Linked DNA regions of Homo sapiens: region 1 is linked to region 2. A link is a contact called in ENCODE Hi-C data. All regions are on one chromosome and are shown on one strand. Each heading gives the region's core, a stretch centred on a gene start or an enhancer-like site at or near the end of the contact. The rest is flanking DNA. Distances are from core to core; before and after follow the strand shown.

What was found. Hi-C counts contacts between places; a loop is a spot of excess contacts on that map. Pooled maps may share reads with other maps.
Region 1: a pooled map shows a loop between it and region 2 (4-fold over the local background). The contact joins the enhancer-like site here to the promoter of SLC33A1 in region 2. A Hi-C loop is called at or near these places in 5 of 50 pooled maps.

The regions. Positions count from the first base shown.
Region 1 is chr3:157,127,977-157,132,835 of GRCh38, forward strand. No RefSeq gene overlaps it. Among named protein-coding and RNA genes, the nearest start is that of LINC00880, 7.4 kb to the left of the region's middle. RefSeq lists enhancers at 193-1,392, 442-651. Within about 2 kb of position 1,560, at least 35 of the 41 ENCODE cell types and tissues checked have a DNase peak (open chromatin) inside an H3K27ac peak, as active enhancers do.
Region 2 is chr3:155,852,630-155,857,740 of GRCh38, forward strand. It overlaps SLC33A1 (solute carrier family 33 member 1), which reads right to left and starts at 1,798. Exons shown (of 6, transcript NM_004733.4): 1 at 594-1,798. The coding sequence starts at 1,368. It overlaps LOC105374174 (a long non-coding RNA gene), which reads left to right and starts at 2,124. Exons shown (of 3, transcript XR_924607.4): 1 at 2,124-2,449. RefSeq lists enhancers at 1,386-1,455, 1,826-2,385.

The DNA of each region.
Region 1 (4,859 bases), core at 310-2,809, 1.3 Mb after region 2:
TGCCTGTGGGTCAGCCAGGAATAATGGTGACGGAGAGGAAAGAGGCTCTGTGTAATCTTGGGGAAAGTACACAATCTGCCAGTACTTCAGTTTCTTCATCTGTGAAATTATAGCCTTAGCTGTCCCTAAAGTCCCTTCCAAATCTAAGCCCTTTGCTCCTTTTATCTTTTGGCAAAATAAGCATTTGAAGAAATCTGGCTATCTCAAGAACCCCAGCTGATCTTCTAATGCACACTGCCAGGCCTCCACCACCCCCGGGCCAAGAGGGAGTCTCTGACAGCTGAATTGTGGAAACCTCTGGGTGAGGCAAGCAGCCCTTTGCTTTCTCCAAGGAACAAAGAGGCACGAGGAAGGCACTGGTGGGAGGCTTGGGGTGAGAGGCCTCTCCACCAGGGCAATGAGTTATCCTGTCCCTTTCTACTGACTCACCACTGAAGGCCTTGGGCAATTGTGCCAGCCAGAATCACAGAAGTGGCTGCGAACTCAGAGATAACAGAGTGGTCCAGGGAAGCCCCAGTGGACTGAGTCATGGCCAGGCTCTCACAGCCCTCTTCTCGAGTCAGCATCGACTCCCTGTGATCTCCCTGGAGCCTCAGACTCTCAGAAGAGCAGGTCTCAGAACACTGGAGATGAAAGGAACCTGAGACACCATGTCATAAGCCCTGCCCACCAACCTCCCTATCATGTGACTTCTCGGGCTGGTTGTGTTTTTTTTTTCCCCAGCTACTCTGATAAATCACATTGTTTGGATGGCTGAGCTCTGTCTCTGGTCTGACTTTAAAATTAAGGTTCACTTTGCCCCTCAACGCCATGGGTCCAGCTCTCAGGACTCCTCCAGGCTACCTTTACCTTCCATTTTTGAGGTAGTGTCATCTACCAGCAAGAGCTCTGAGCCATAAATCAGGAAACCAGGGCTTCCTGCTTCTGTCCTCTGACCAGACAGAAATGGAGCATTCACCAAGTCACATCATCTCTTTGGGACTCATCAGGGTTTGACTGTGTTTTCCCCAGAGTCCCTTCTAGTACCAACAGGAGAGGATCAGATCATCCTAAAAGCCCTCTTCAATTCTGAAGTCAGTCATCCTCTATCAGAGTTCCTGAACACAGCCAGGCTGGTTCTGCCGGGGATAGCCGTGGCTTGTGACTGCCATGCCTCTCCTCCTCCCAGGAAGGTACAGAATCCACAGCCTCAGGAATGCCAGGCATTCTGCCAAGGGCGCCCTTCCTTTTCTCGGTCTGGTTTCTCAGTCTCTCTCTTCCCAATCTAGACTAGACTGTCACCTCCACTCACCAATCCCGTGGAGGGGTCAGGGGTGGGACGGAGGAGAGCCAGAAACGATGAACTGCGACTCTACTCCTCATCTGTGTGGCAGGCCTGTCATTCCTCCTCCAGTCGGGCCTGCCTAACTAGACCAGCACTGGGGTCACTCTGCGTGTGAGTGGGGAGGGATTCCTGCCTATCCAGTGACCCTGCTTAGTGGGTGGATGCCACCTCTGTCCCTGGAGCACCCGAAGCACCCAGGGGCCCCCACCTACCTGTTTCACTTCTCCAGGGCTTCCGTGTAAGGCCACCTCCCCCACCTCAGGCCTGGCCCCTCTTTGCTAAGGACTGCTTATCCCCAGGATGTTTTTGGCACCTTCTGGGCCACAAAGGTGCTTCCTGTAAAAGAACAAACCGCCCCAGGTTGCCTTTTGACACATCTATTTCAGGGTCAGTTGGCATCTTATGTTTCGCCTAAAAAACTGAACAATCTTTTTTCTCTCATCCAGTAAGAAAAGTCTTTTTTTTATTTTCACATGGGTTTATGCACCCCCTGCCCCCCACCTTTTCAGAAGGAGGCTCAATGCAAGTATCTGTGTTATAAACTAGCTTCCTACACTGGCCCTGCCCCTGCGCGGACTTAGCCTTCCTAAGAAGGGGCTCCTTTTCTCCTGGCATGTGCTCGGCTGCTGGAGAGAAAGGCCTATTGTTCTTCATGTGCCCAGTACACTCAGCCAGGCAACACGCTGGGTGTTCCTCCCAGGAGGTAGAAAACCGCCTCCCCAAGATCGGATCATTTTATACCTTGTGTTTTGTTTGGTTTTGTTTCTGGCCTTTCCTTCTTTGCTGTACCTCCTTCCCGAGCGCTCAGAGCCCATAGAGCACTTATTTCTTTCCGTTCCCTTTGCACAGTGAATTGCCTTTTGTATGCCTTTGATGTGATTGCTCAGCTTCCAAGGGAGGGGAACGAGTGTCTCGTCTCTCCCACCTAGAGGCTCGTGCTGCCTGTGGTCAGGAAGAGAGCGAACAAAGGCGTGCTTGGCCCCGAGGGAGGCTGGGGTAGGGCCCACGCGTGGAATGTAGGGTCTCTTCTGCCCAGAGGTGGAAAGTCGAGCAGTGCTTTGGGGTCTGCGGGGCTCTCCAGCGATGATTTGGGGTGCTCATGGCAGGGCTGAGCTGGGCAACAATATGAGGAGAGGTTTTGCTTCTTGGTCCCTGTCCCATCTGCTTAGAGTATCCGGGTTGTCTGGGGCTCCGAGGGAGGAGCACTACAGCAGGAGCCAGGAATTCGCCTGCCTCTGCCACCGTGTGACCCCGCATGACACTGACCCTCCCAGGGGGAGCCTCCCTTTCCTGGCCCTTGAGTGGGGCAATAACTCCTGCCCCACCCGCTGGCTTTCTGGGTCTCATGTGGTGAGGAGCAAACACGACACTCTCTGAGGAAACGCGGTGAGAAGCAAGAGCCCTTTGTGAGTCAGAGGTGGTGGCTGTTGCTGTCTTTCCCACTGTTTACCAGGCGCCCCCCACCCAATTTCCCGTGAGCATCTAGTGACCCCATGCTACCCCCTTGTGGCCAAAATGCGACTCATCATTCATTGCTGTGAAATTACCTTGCTATTAAAATCGTAAGGAAAAATAAATAATGAAAGTAATTAATAATAATGAATATATAGTAATTAACCCAGACTGGAATACCTTTACTTTTCATCAATAAATCCATAAAATATAATTTTTAATACTTTTTGATGGAGGAAATGGCGCATGAAGAAAAAAGTGCTTAATGTGGGCCCAGACCCAAGGTGAGCGTGGGACTGAGGGCGCCCTTCCCGGCTACTACCCAGCTGCTGGCGGCGCCAGGGAGGCCTGCCCGAGGCCAGACGGTGGCCACTTGCCGAGGCTCCCCTAAAAGGTCCTATATGTCCCCAAGATGATGGGGCCAGGATGAGGAACAGGTGAGAAAGCACTTGGCCGCTCTTCCTCAGCTCTTTAAAATCTTTTCAGGTCCCTCAAGATTACAAAACACTTTAATAGCTATCTTTTTCTTTACTGAGATAGAACCGGTTGTCTGGAGGCAAATTAGAGCTCCTGCATGTTGAAAAATAAGTGACCAATAACTGCGTGTTTCCTCGTTACAATCTCCTTCCTCAGACACAATCTCACCTTCCACTCACCACAGCCCTGAAGCAGAACTATCCTCGTTTTCAGACGAGGAACTTGGGGTCTGAGAGATCATATGCTGGTCAGATGGAGCAACAGCCTGAACCCAGGGATTCTGATATCAAACCCCTCACTTTTTTCTTTTCTTTTTCTGTTGGGGGGGGTGGTTGGGGGGACAGGGTCTCTCACTCTGTCACCCAGGCTGGAGAGCAGTGGTGTGATCACAGCTCACTGCAGCCTCACACATGTGGGCTCAAGCAATCCTACCACCTCAGCCTCCAGAGTAGCTGGGACCACAGGCATGCACCACCACACCCAGCTAATTTTTGTATTTTTAGTAGAGACAGGGTTTCACCATGTTGCCCAGGTTGGGGTCGAACTCCTGAGCTCAATGAATCTGCCTGCTTTGCCCTCCCAAAGTGCTGGGTTTACAGGTGTAAGCCACCATGCCTGGCTCCCCTTACTTCTTTTACTATGTGAAGGGCTTGGAGTTGAATACTGGGTGAACCCCAGCCCTGCAGAATGAGAACAGTCTATATGGAGAGGAGGAAATGCTGCAAAAAATGTACCAAGACTTTTCCTTCCATACCTGTGGAATAAATCTAGTCAACAGTCATCCTCTAGTCACGATGAATAATCTCCTGGAAACTCATGCCTTTGACCTGGATAAGTGCTTTCCTTTTCCCTTCTCCTCTGGCAGAGATTCCTTCAGAATATTCGCCTCTCCAGATGTCTTCTTTACTTTCCCGATAGCCTATGCCCAGGTTTCTGAGGAGTTTCCTTTCAGACGTGGCTTCCTGGTGTTGTAACTGGGATGCAGTCTTGCCCTCTGTGTCCCTCCAGCCGCATGTCCTCCCTCTTTTCCTGAGAAGGCAGGGTCATGGACATCTAGAGACCCACTGCAGAAGTGAGAATTTTGTCGACTTAGTGCCAAGTATTGTCCTGCTTTGATGAAACCAATGAGCACAACACTGAAGAGCTTGTGAGGGTCTGACAGTGGAGGAAGGCGCAGGTGGACAGGCACAGAAGAGCACCCCAGAAGACACCCCTAGAGCACCCCAGAAGACAGTTGGACACCCCCTCTAAAATGCTGCTGGTTGCAGTACCAGGCATCCACAGAAGGGTTTCCAACACTCACAGTGCAGTGAAGTGACACACAGGCTCACTTTCTTACCAATGAGGACCTGAGCCAGAGTGCAGAAAGCCTTCTTGCAGATCTTCCATGTCTGGGGTACACTAAGTGAGATCATATTTGTGTTCTTACACTGTCTAGGAAAGCTCATAGTTCATAAACATCTCTTGTGTACCAGTCTCTGGCATTTTTTAATACATCATCTCATAAACATCAGGAAAACCCTCTGAGGTAAGGATTATTTGCCCTGTTTTGCATATTATTAAATTGAGGTTCAGAGAGGTTAATAGACTTGCCCAAGATAACAAA
Region 2 (5,111 bases), core at 548-3,047:
ATGTTATCTGCAATGTGAAGCCTGACTCCCAAAGGCAGTTACTAACTGGCAACTCTGAACTCTCCTAAAATGTTCATCTTCCTTATTTCTTGAGTGCAGAACTCTGCCTTATTCATTAGAGGCCTTAGAATCCCGTCCCTTAGCTGGTTCAATAATGTTTGAACGAATAAACCCTGTTCCATTCACTAGAAGGCTGGATTCTGGGTACAACGGTAGGGGTAGAAATGGATTAGAAAGTATAGAGCTAGAAACCTAAAACCAACAAGACAAAAGGAAAAATGTGAACCATATGAGCCACACTTTTTAAAAGTGTGCATTTGTGTATTAAGCAAGTGGCATGAATCCCTGGACTCGGTTGTGTTATTTGATGGGTTGCCTCTCCCTGTTAACCGCATAGTGATCATTTGATTGCTCTAATATCATTCATTTTGGCTTTAATATTTCAAAGAAGCTCATTTGGACGAAACAGAAAACTTACCTTGAGTTATCTCCCATACAATGATTTCCAGTAAATTAATGAGCTTCCCTCCAACGTCACACACTCTTTCAAAAGGATAAATAAACCTAACACCATAATAGCTTAAATACACTACCTGAAAGAGTAACGATTCCTCTGGGTTGAGGCTGAAACCGCAAATATTTGTTACAAAAGTCGGCAGATTCAAGGGCCAAAAACAAAACATTGCCCAAAAAGTAACCCGCTGTTTGGCCCACCGAATTGCAAGTAGAAGCATAACCCACATTTTCCCTGGATAACATAGTTAACGCCCAACCATCGACGGCAATGTCCTGAGTGGCGGCCAAGAATTCAAACAAAAAGAACGCCACAGTGAGAGCAATCACGTCGGGTGTTCTGTCATCGGTATTCCCAAGCAAACGGTCCACCTGAGTGGATAAATAGATCATGAAGAGTCCTAGTATATACTGTGTCGGGACAAGCCAAGATTTGCGACGACCGAAGTTCTTAACGTAGACCGCATCAACCAACGGGGCCCAGAGTAATTTGAGACTGAAGGGCCAAAAGACAAAACTGAAGAAAGCTTGGTCTGTATAGCTAACATTTTTGCTTTGCAAAATGAGTGGGATGCTTCCCGCCAAGCCCAGGGGAATACCCTGAAGCACGTAAAGAAAGAGTAGTAGCAAAATGCTGCTTAGTTCGGCCCGGAAGCTCTGTGGGGCTTTTAAGAAGTCGCCAGTGCCGGTATCCCCCAGAAGAGCTTCTCTGTCCCCTTCCCGGCCCGCTGAGTCCAAATGACTGTCATCCCAACCGCCTGGCGGCAGGGGACCGCTCTTCATATCCAGAGAGTGACTGAAATTCCCTGGCCGCCGTTGCCGGCTGCTGTCCTTGTGGGAGATGGTGGGTGACATATCAGAGACGATGCAGAGCCCCGTCTGTGGGGGGCCGAGGCTGAGCGTTTTGGATCCGTCCAGTCCCAGGTCCAAGGCTGTCGCGCTGGACCAGGGTTTCGGTGGTTCACGGGATGGTGGCAGGGCTCAGAGCGATAAGGGCACTTCTTACTGCAGCCCGGAGTGCTGAAGCCGGGAGCCAGTCCTCTGGCTAGAGGCCCAGAGGATGCCTGGATAGGTGCCCCCTGGAACGGCGTCAAAGAGCCTGAAGGAGACCCCCGGGCAGCAGCGCCGGGCTCGAGGCTGGAGGTGTGTGCCGTGGTGCCAGGATGGAAACCAGCTCCTACCTGCGGCGGGATCGAACGGCTGGTCTCCCGACCCAACACCTCCAGCTCTCGCTGCTATCAATGCGGCAGAGAGCACTTTCTCTACAGGACTCCAGAAAAAGCATATAACTTCCTGCCTCGCGCTTCAGGAAGTGGTCCCAGTCTCTAACAGGTCCCTTCCCAGCCTCCAGAGCAAGCCAATCAGGGACACGCTCTCGTGGCCCAGTTCGGAAACAATGCTTGGTGGGAACCTGCAATCTTGGCTGCCGGAACCTTCGGGGAGGATTAACGCCGGCGCACCGTGCGGCCGGGGCGGGGCGCCGCCCAAACTCAGGCCCTGTGACAGCGACTGTGGCGGTCTGGAAAGCGTGGGCCTCGGTCATTGGGCACGAGCGGTCACGTGACAGCGGGTTCCTCCAGGCCAGCGCTGGTGGTTGAGTGATGTAATCACGTGGGGTCTGAAGTCTTCGTGGGTGTAGGTTTCTTCGTTATGCTGACGACAGGCAGTGCCCGAACTCTAGGCTGGGAGTTGTGCCATGCTGCTGCTTTCGTGGGCTGACCAGAAAAGGGTAGAAGGATTGACGTTTACGAAGTTTTTGAATCAGGAGGCAAGGTCGCCTTGTGCCCCCAAAAGGATAGAAAAAGGCCTGGCAAACTGGAGAATCGCGTCCTTACGGTGCCTACATATTTATAGTACGAATTAAACTGCTCAAGGGGTGCTAGGTTTGTCTGCAGTCCGTTTCTCCCTCATGGTGGAAGACGCGTGGGGAAACTTGGTAACCAACTCTAATTACATTGGTGATTGGAAGACTCGTTACATCCTGTTTTTATGTTGCAATAAAACGTCTTGTGGCCGGGCGCGGTGGCTCACGCCTGTAATCCCAGCACTTTGGAAGGCCGAGGCGGGCGGATCACCTGAGATTGGGAGTTCAAGATCAGCCTGACCAACAAGGAGAAACCCGTCTCTACTAAGAGACGTACAGGAATTTGAGAATCTGATTAATTTTTTTTCTGCTCTCTCACCTCTGGCAGAAAGATTATTATTTTTTTTTCTTTTGAGAGGAATCTCACACTGTCGCCTGGGCTGGTGTTCAGTAGGGCCATCTCGGCTCGCTGCAGCCTCCACCTCCCGGGTTCAAGCGATTCTCCTGCCTCAGCCTCCCGAGTAGCTGGGACTACAGGCACGCGCCACCACGCCCGGCTAATTTTTGTATTTTTAGTAGAGACGGGGTTTCACTATGTTGGCCAGGCTGGTCTCGAACTCCTGACCTCGTGATCCGCCTGCCTCGGCCTCCCAAAGTGCTGGGATTACAAACGTAATGGCAGGCTAGGCACAGTGGCTCACGCCTATAATCCCAGAACTTTGGGAGGCCGAGGCGGGTGGATCACGAGGTCAAGAGATTGAGACCATCCTGGCCAACACGGTGAAACCCCGTCTCTACTAAAAATACAAAAAATTAGCTCGGCCTGGTGGCGCGCGCCTGTAGCCCCAGCTACTTGGGAGGCTGAGACAGGAGACTCGCTTGAACCTGGGAGGCGGAGGTTGCAGTGAACCGGGATCGTGCCACTGCAATCCAACCTGGCGACAGAGTGAGACTCCGTCTGGAAAAAAAAAAAAAAGGCAACTGTAAAGTCCTCTAATCTTTGTTAAGTAGAAGAATAGATTGCAGAAAAGAACAGTGTTGGCCGGGCGCGGTGGCTCACACCTGTAATCCCAACACTTTGAGAGGCTGAGGCGGGCAGATCACTTGAGGTCAGGGGTTCAAGACAAGCCTGGCCAATATGGTGAAACCCTGTCTCTACTAAAAATACAAAAATCAGCTGGGTGTGGTGGCTCATGCCTGTAGTCCCAGATACTCGGGAGGCTGGGGCTGGAGAATCGTTTGAACCCGGGAGGCGGAGGTTGCAGTGAGCCGAGATCATGCCATTGCACTCCAGTCTGGGTGTTAAAGAAAAGAACGGTGTCATTTAAGTCCAATCAAGATTAAACCAAAACAACCATGAGTGGGATTTATATTGTGCTGGATTCAAACCCTGGCTCTAACAGTAGTTGTGCCTTGGACAGATTACTTAACCTAAGCCTCCATTTTGATGAAAATTAAAATAGAGTTCATAACATCTATTTCAGAGAGTTGTGGGAGTTAAAGGAAGCAGCCAATAAAGCCATTCACAATCAGTAGGTGTTTTTTTTTTTTCCAAAAAAAAAGGAAATACTTGATGAGTTTGTATGTCTTGTGTTTGATTTTTTCCCCTTCTTTAATTTGAAATAATTATAGATTCACAGGAAATTGCAAATATAGCAGAGTCCCATATACCCTTCACCCACCTTCCTCTGATCATTGCCTCTTACGTGATTATAGTACAATATTAAAACCAGGAAACTGACATCTGTAAAATATTGTTAACCAGACCACAGGCTTTATTCCAATTTCACCAGTTTTTACATGCACTAGCTTGTGTGTGTGTGTGTGTGTCCTGTGTTACCCTTTCATAGTGCTATCCCTTATAGTACTACATATTAATAGTTGCACCAGTCCACTGTCCTCCTCCCTGTTCTTTGGCAATCACTAATTTGTTCTCCACGGCTATACTTACGTCCTTTCAAGAATATTATAAAAGTGGAATCATATAGTATGCAACTTTGGGGATCAACTTTTTTTTTCATCCACCAAAATGTCCTTGAGATCCATTTAAGATGGTAATATATCAGTATCAATGTATGTCCGTCTTTCTTTTAAATCACAGAGTATTAGTCCATTGTATAGATACCAAATCAGTTTTGAGTTTTTTTCATTTTTTTTTTTTCTTTTTTGAGATGGAGTTTCGCTCTGTCGCCCAGGCTGGAGTGCAACAGTGTGATCTCGGCTCACTGCAACCTCCACCTCCCGGGTTCAAGTGATTCTCCTGCCTCAGCCTCCTGAGTAGCTGGGACTACAGGTGTGTGCTACCGTGTCCCGCCACATCAGTTTTTAAATAAGGAATCTTCTTGGAAATAATTGATTTCTCCCTACATATAAGAATGATTCCCCTTTAGTGGTTCAATTATCTTCCTATCAAATGTTAAATCTTTAGATCTATGCAGGCAAGAGTTACAAACAATAGGAAAAATGACTGGAGGCAAATATCAGGAAAAGTGTTTTTCATGTTACCCCAATTCAATGTGTATGCATTATTAAAGTGATAAGGTGGGCCAGGGGCAATGGCTTATGCCTGTAATCTCAACACTTTGGGAGGCCAAGGCAGGTGGATCACTTGAGGTCAGGAGTTCAAGACCAGTGTGGCCAAGATGGTAAAACCCTGTCTCTACTAAAAATACAAAAATTATCTGGGTGTGGTGGTGAATGCCTGTAATCCCACCTACTTGGGAGGCTGAGGTAGGAGAATCGCTTGAACCTGGGAGGTGGTGGTTGCAGTGAGCCAAGACTGTGCCACTGCACT